Regions from separate parts of the Mus musculus genome. Here region 1 is linked to region 2. A link is a contact called in ENCODE Hi-C data. All regions are on one chromosome and are shown on one strand. Each heading gives the region's core, a stretch centred on a gene start or an enhancer-like site at or near the end of the contact. The rest is flanking DNA. Distances are from core to core; before and after follow the strand shown.

The links. A loop is a pair of places that touch in the nucleus more often than their neighbours do.
Region 1: a map of T-helper 2 cell shows a loop between it and region 2 (4-fold over the local background). The contact joins two enhancer-like sites. A Hi-C loop is called at or near these places in 2 of 37 maps with a recorded cell type or tissue (T-helper 2 cell and regulatory T cell).

The regions. Positions count from the first base shown.
Region 1 is chr11:109,859,318-109,862,429 of GRCm38, reverse strand. No RefSeq gene overlaps it. Among named protein-coding and RNA genes, the nearest start is that of 1700023C21Rik, 15 kb to the right of the region's middle. Within about 2 kb of position 1,625, at least 2 of the 3 ENCODE cell types and tissues checked have a DNase peak (open chromatin) inside an H3K27ac peak, as active enhancers do.
Region 2 is chr11:109,459,190-109,462,114 of GRCm38, reverse strand. It overlaps Slc16a6 (solute carrier family 16 (monocarboxylic acid transporters), member 6), which reads left to right. Exons shown (of 6, transcript NM_001029842.2): 3 at 2,173-2,316. Among named protein-coding and RNA genes, the nearest start is that of Arsg, 13 kb to the left of the region's middle. Within about 2 kb of position 1,399, at least 1 of the 3 ENCODE cell types and tissues checked has a DNase peak (open chromatin) inside an H3K27ac peak, as active enhancers do.

The DNA.
Region 1 (3,112 bases), core at 376-2,875, 400 kb before region 2:
GTTCAAAGCAACAGTTTCCCATGGCCTTGCTCTATCATGGTGCATACCTGTGGCTTCATCCTTGCACCTGACCTAGAATGAATGTTTTTCCTTGATCACAATTCTGCCCCAAGCCTGTTTCTCTTTTTTTTCCTGTAATTTATGAAAGCTCATTGTGTTCCTAATTATGCAGCCTTTACTATTCTATGAGGAGTGGGTACATTCTATTCTTGATTCTAACTATATTACATCTTTCTGGCAAAACGACTAAAACCGTCTCCTTAAACTTTCTTCCTAAAATTATTTGAATCAAACCAGGAATTCTATAAAGTCATTAATTCATCTAAACAGCACTAATTTATGAAAGTTCATCTTCATGTTGATCTGCAGGAAATTTGCCCAATTGGGTGGGCTGGTGCCCAGGAATCATTGGGCTATGTAATAGTGATGGGAAAGTCATAACATCGGTGAGAAGCAATCCTGGGATGACGTCTCTGGGGTCCATGCCTGTCAGAGCTCACCTGTCACAGCCATGCAAAGTGGTGGGCCATCCTCAAAAAAAAAAAAAAACCTTACTTGGTTGCCAAGCTTCATGGCTTATGCCACAATTACATATGCCAGTCCCCCCCCCCAAAAAAAAAATCCCCTTAGCTGTGTTTCCTGTCTGCTAAGAATCAAAGAACAGCCTCCACTGAGCCCCCCCCCCCCAGGATAATATTCTACCCAAGCATGTGAGGCTAAAAGCCAGGATGAACCCTCTGAAACAGTGACCTAAAATAAAAGAAAGGAGCTTTTGTTTCTCCAAGTATTTAGCCACAGCAAAGAGCAAAGGAAGTAATGCATATAGGACCACCTGTTTCAAACCAAAGAAGATGCACATGTGAGTTCCATGGGAAAGTCTCTGATGAGCTGAGCCCTTCATTCAAGTCTAATGGGTTTGTGCAAAAAATAAAAAAGAAAGACATATCAATGTCTGTTACATCATTAGTACATCTTATCCCTCCTGCTATAAAACTCCAGTGACTTGTTCTCCAGTGGCTTCATAACTGATGCTGGGAAAACCCACTTGACATGAAGTGCTCTTTACAAAGTGGTATTGCTTCAAAACGGTAACCCTAGGGACTGAAGAGATGTCTCAGTGGTTGTGAGAGCATGCTGCTCTCTTGTGTGCCTGAATTTGATTTCCAGCATCCATGTCGGCTGACTTAAAACCACCTGCAACTCCAGCTCTGGGCCTTCGTGGGCACCTGTACACACACACACACACACACACACACACACACACACACACCTGTGAATATGTAAAAATAAAGATAAATGTAAAAATCCACAATAAATAGGACAGACAGATGGACAGACAGGATAGGATACATAGATAAGAGCTGTAACCCTAGTTTTGCTTATTGCAGTCGGCCAGCCCATCCCACTAGTTTCATGCTTGCTACTACCCACATATGCATGAGTTGCTTCTCTGGAGATCCCTAAGTGATGTACCAACATCCTACTAAAATCATCTTGGGATGCCACAGACCCACTTAGGCCCTGATGCCCTGCTTTCCTTGTAACAAAAATGAGCCAGTCCCATCATCCTATCTCATCCAAAAAGAATCGGCAGTAATCACACAGCCACACGGTGGCGCTCCTGCTCTATCCCAGCGAGCCAGGTTCTCTGGAGAAAAGATCGGATCCAGAGCCGTGTTTGCAGGGGTTTTCAAAGCTAGCAATGAATAAGCAGCTGCAGAGGCATACAATTTAAGCCAAGAAGATTGCTGAGGGCCAGTAAAGGCAAGTTTACAGTCTTTGTGGTCTAGAAAAGTCCCTGTTCAGACGCCGCCTCCCTTGCAGAAGCTAAAAGTAGTCCCACAAATTCCTCCAGGGAAATGGGAAACCCCTGGGCCAGCAGGAAAGGGCGTGGGGGGGGGGGGTGTCATTGTCGAAGTTTGACTATCCCATTTCTCTAATTCTCCCTACAGTAAAAGACAGCTGTGCCTTGCTGTGTTTTCTTTCTTTCTCGATCATCGAGGTTGCTCTAAAGACTGAGGTCGCCCAAACCCAAGATCTGTAGCCTGCTTACTTGCATGTTTTTGCACACCGGATATGACTCAGGCTGCGCCCAGGATGTCTGCTGCCCACAATCCTTTGGGGGACAGGATCTGTCTGTGCCTCTGTGCAACCGTTTGGTTTATCTGCTGGCCGTCAGAACTCTACCCTGTCATTTAAGCCCCGAACTTAGCCACAGGTCTCAAAACGTCTTAATTCATGGGTTTCTCTAAGTCACGTGATCTCAGTATGAACGGTTTAAAATGCCTTCAGGTTTTTACATTTCTGCTTTTAATGAGGAAACAAACAGAACCAGATACAGGAGTAAGGTCAATGCCAGAGTTAGAAGCCATGGCTTCTGGGGCTGAAGGCGTGGCTTAGTGGGTGAAGCACTTGGTGTTCCTCATGCGCACCTGAGTTCGGATTCTCCAGCACCCATGTAAGCTGGGCATTGAATTGGCATGGCCCATGATTCTCGGGGGGGGGGGGTGCGGGGGGGTACAGATGAGAAGATCCCTGGATCTTACTAACCAGCCAGTTTGGTTGGAACAGTGACTTTCAGGCTCAGTTAGAGACCCTTTTTCAAATACTAAGGTGGACTCATAGGCATCTTGCTACATCAGTCATAAAGGAATATTTTGGAAGAATCAAAGCCAGAGGTCAGGGAGGACCGGAGCAAATGTGTGTTCCGGACACGGTAGGACCACTGCACTGGTGAACTCACAGCAGCTGTGGTTGCCTGTACAAGACCTGCACAGGACCACGACAGTCAGCATTGCAGCATGGAGGGACTCACAAGCCTACCACTTACTAAGGAGCATGGGCAATAGATGGCTTCTGGGAGTGACAGACTCCATTTTTCTTTAAGGGTGTGGCCTCTGAGAGGTTGCCTAAGTTCCAGTGGATTGCCCATACCCATGAGTATGTGGGCAGCTCAAACTGCAACCAGTGGCTAAAAACAAGAACTTGGGAAGAGTTAGGGGAAGGAGTGAAGGGTGATCAAAATACATTGTATGCATGGATGGATTCTCACAAAAGAAATAAAAGTATTGTGTTTTCTAAAGGTAGGGAAGATTAAAGGTTAAAAGGAACA
Region 2 (2,925 bases), core at 150-2,649:
GGCGTAAGGAACCTGAGCACCCGTGGATTTGGGTCTCCTTATGGGGCAGGGAGTCCCAGAAACATTCCCCATAAGATTATAATTCATGTATTTTTCCTTGTTTTTGTGGTACCAGAAACTAAACCTCAAGTTTCATGCATGATGGGCATGAAGACATATAACATGCATGTACCACAAAGCTATAATCCCACTTGTAAAATTATAAATATTATCCTGAGGGGACACTGAATCCCATCACCCAGTTCCCCAAAACACTTTACTGACTCACTGTGGTACAGTACTCGAAGATCCAGTGCATGAGATAAGATGGGGGTGGGAAGCTACTGCCGATTTTCACGAGTTCACACATTCACTCTCACTTGGGTCTGATTTGAACATGTGAAGTACCATCTCATGTTCATCTGTCTGTGAGGGGCAACACCAAGGCTTTCCTGACAGGCTAGGATGCTGAGCTTGCCACATAAATATACATACACAGACACATGCATAACACATATATACATATACGCATGAATATGTGTATATATATACATATGCATATGTAAACAACATACATATATACATATACACATATGCATATGTATATACACATGCACAGACAGACACATGCATACATACACACACAGACATGCATACATACATATATACATTACACATATGCATATGCACACACTATATACACATACATGCATACATATGTACATATTTAGTTTTTCTGGTTTTTGGTTGGTTGGTTGGTTGGTTGGTTGGTTGGTTGGTTGGTTGGTTGGTTGGTTGGTTTTTCGAGACAGGGTTTCTCTATATAGCCCTGGCTGTCCTGGAACTCACTTTGTAGACCAGGCTGGCCTCGAACTCAGAAATCTGCCTGCCTCTGCCTCCCGAGTACTGGAATTAAAGGCGTGTGCCACCACGCCCGGCTTTCTTTGTTTTTTGGGGACAGGGTTTCACTGTGTAGGTAGCACTGGATGTCCTGAAACTCAAGTCTGTATAACCAGGTGGTCCTTGAACTCACAGATCCATCTGCCTCTGCCTCTGCCTCTGCCTCTGCCTCTGCCTCTGCCTCTGCCTCTGCCTCTGCCTCTGCCTCTGCCTCCTGAGTGCTGGGACAAAAGGAATGTGCTATCACCATTCGGCCATACATGCAATTTTAGAAGTTAAAAAAAAGTATAAGTTTACATTGTGGAAACTAACAGTAACGTGTCTATTGATTCAACATAATGCCTTGCCTTGCCTCCCCTCCCTTCCCCTCTCCTGCCCTCCCCTTCTGTCTAGTGTGTTCCTCTTTGACCCAGCTCTGAGTGGTTCTCTTATCTTAGTGTACTCCAGCCAGTGTTGAGTCGAATGTAAGTGGGAAAGAATTTGCTAGATTTCAGTGTCCCTGGGGACAGAGTGTTTAGAAGCCAAACAGCCTAAGATTCCTCACTGCCCCAATCAGCTGTCCCGTGGCTATTGTCTTTTAAGTGAACATGCCCGGGAATGTGTCTTATTTTCACCCCATGTTATTTTCTGGACAGTCCAATGAAACTAGGTAGACTTTGACTAAAGATAGGATTCTTTTAGAAGAATCTAAAGCAGTGGAGATAGAAAATAAAAACAGTTATTAGGAGGAGAATGATCTTAAGGAAAGCCAGCGAAGGCTGGAGAGCAAAATAAATGCACATGCAACTCTGTATTGAGCAAAGATGGCTCACCTAAAAATGTATTTCATTTACCCTTCCTCACAGATGCTGGAATCTAAGGTCTCGCTCATGCTGGGCAAGCTCCAACCTAAGTTCTACCCCAGGCCCTGGCTTTCCACTTGCTGTTTTGTCATTAAAGCACTGGGAGATTGAGACCAGGGTCTGGCTAGTGTAGCAACTGCTCTTCCCATGAGCTTCGACCCCAGCCTTCTTTTTAAGTTTTTGCCCAAGATGGCCTTGAACTTGCAATCCTCCGGCCTCAGCTTCTTAAGTAGCTGGGGTTGCACTCTTGAGTCTCCAGGACTGGCTCTTTGAATCTGAACAAACACTAAAATAACCTCTGGCCCGACCAATAGCCATTGTGGGAAACAGCCCAGGTTCTTATATCACCCTGAGATGTACATGAAGTTCACAGTGTGTGGGAAGGAACCGCAGTGAAAACTAGCACAGAAACCCAAGGTCAAAGGTCTTTCTCTGTCCCTTTCCCTCACAGCTCCCCTCTCCACAGTCCTGAGCAACCGCTTCGGACATCGGCTGGTGGTGATGGCAGGCGGGTTGCTCATCAGCTTGGGAATGATCACCGCCTCCTTCTCCCAAAGGGTCTACCACATGTACATCTCCATAGGGGTAATCTCGGGTGAGTGCCTCTCCTCCGCTCAAGAGTTCTGCGCATGCGTGTGCCACTGGAAGCCAGGAGGGATGAAACTGAACCCAGATCACAGTGGGCTCTCTTCTCTCTCTCTCTCCCCCTCCCTCCCTCCCTCCTCCCCCTCCCTCCCTCCCTCCCTCCCCCCCCTTTCTCTCTCTCTCTCTCTCTCATTAATTATGTCTGAGAAGTGATTTTGAAATGTCTGAGAAGTGATTTTGAGCTGGGTGGTTCGGGTGGATGCGGTCCCCATGTGAAAATATATCTTCAAGTGTCCAAGAGGTTTTGTTTTGTGAGGGAGGAAATAAAATTTTACTCAGAACTTTTCTCCCGCTCTAGTTTGAAGCCGGGATGCATCATTTGCAAAACCTAAGACGTAAGTTCTTACGTCAGCGCCAGCCAGTGTTGTGCTGGACTCGGTCTTAGGGGGTGTCTGAGAAGACACTGATGGTAGGCGATATATACGTGTGCCCCAGTTTGCATACTTTAAGTTTTGTATAGAGCTCTGCACACATCAGAAGCCTTGGTCAGCCAGAGCGGGTGATACAGGCCTGTGATCTCAGCACTTGAGGATTAGGCTCAGGCAGGGAGATCATGAGT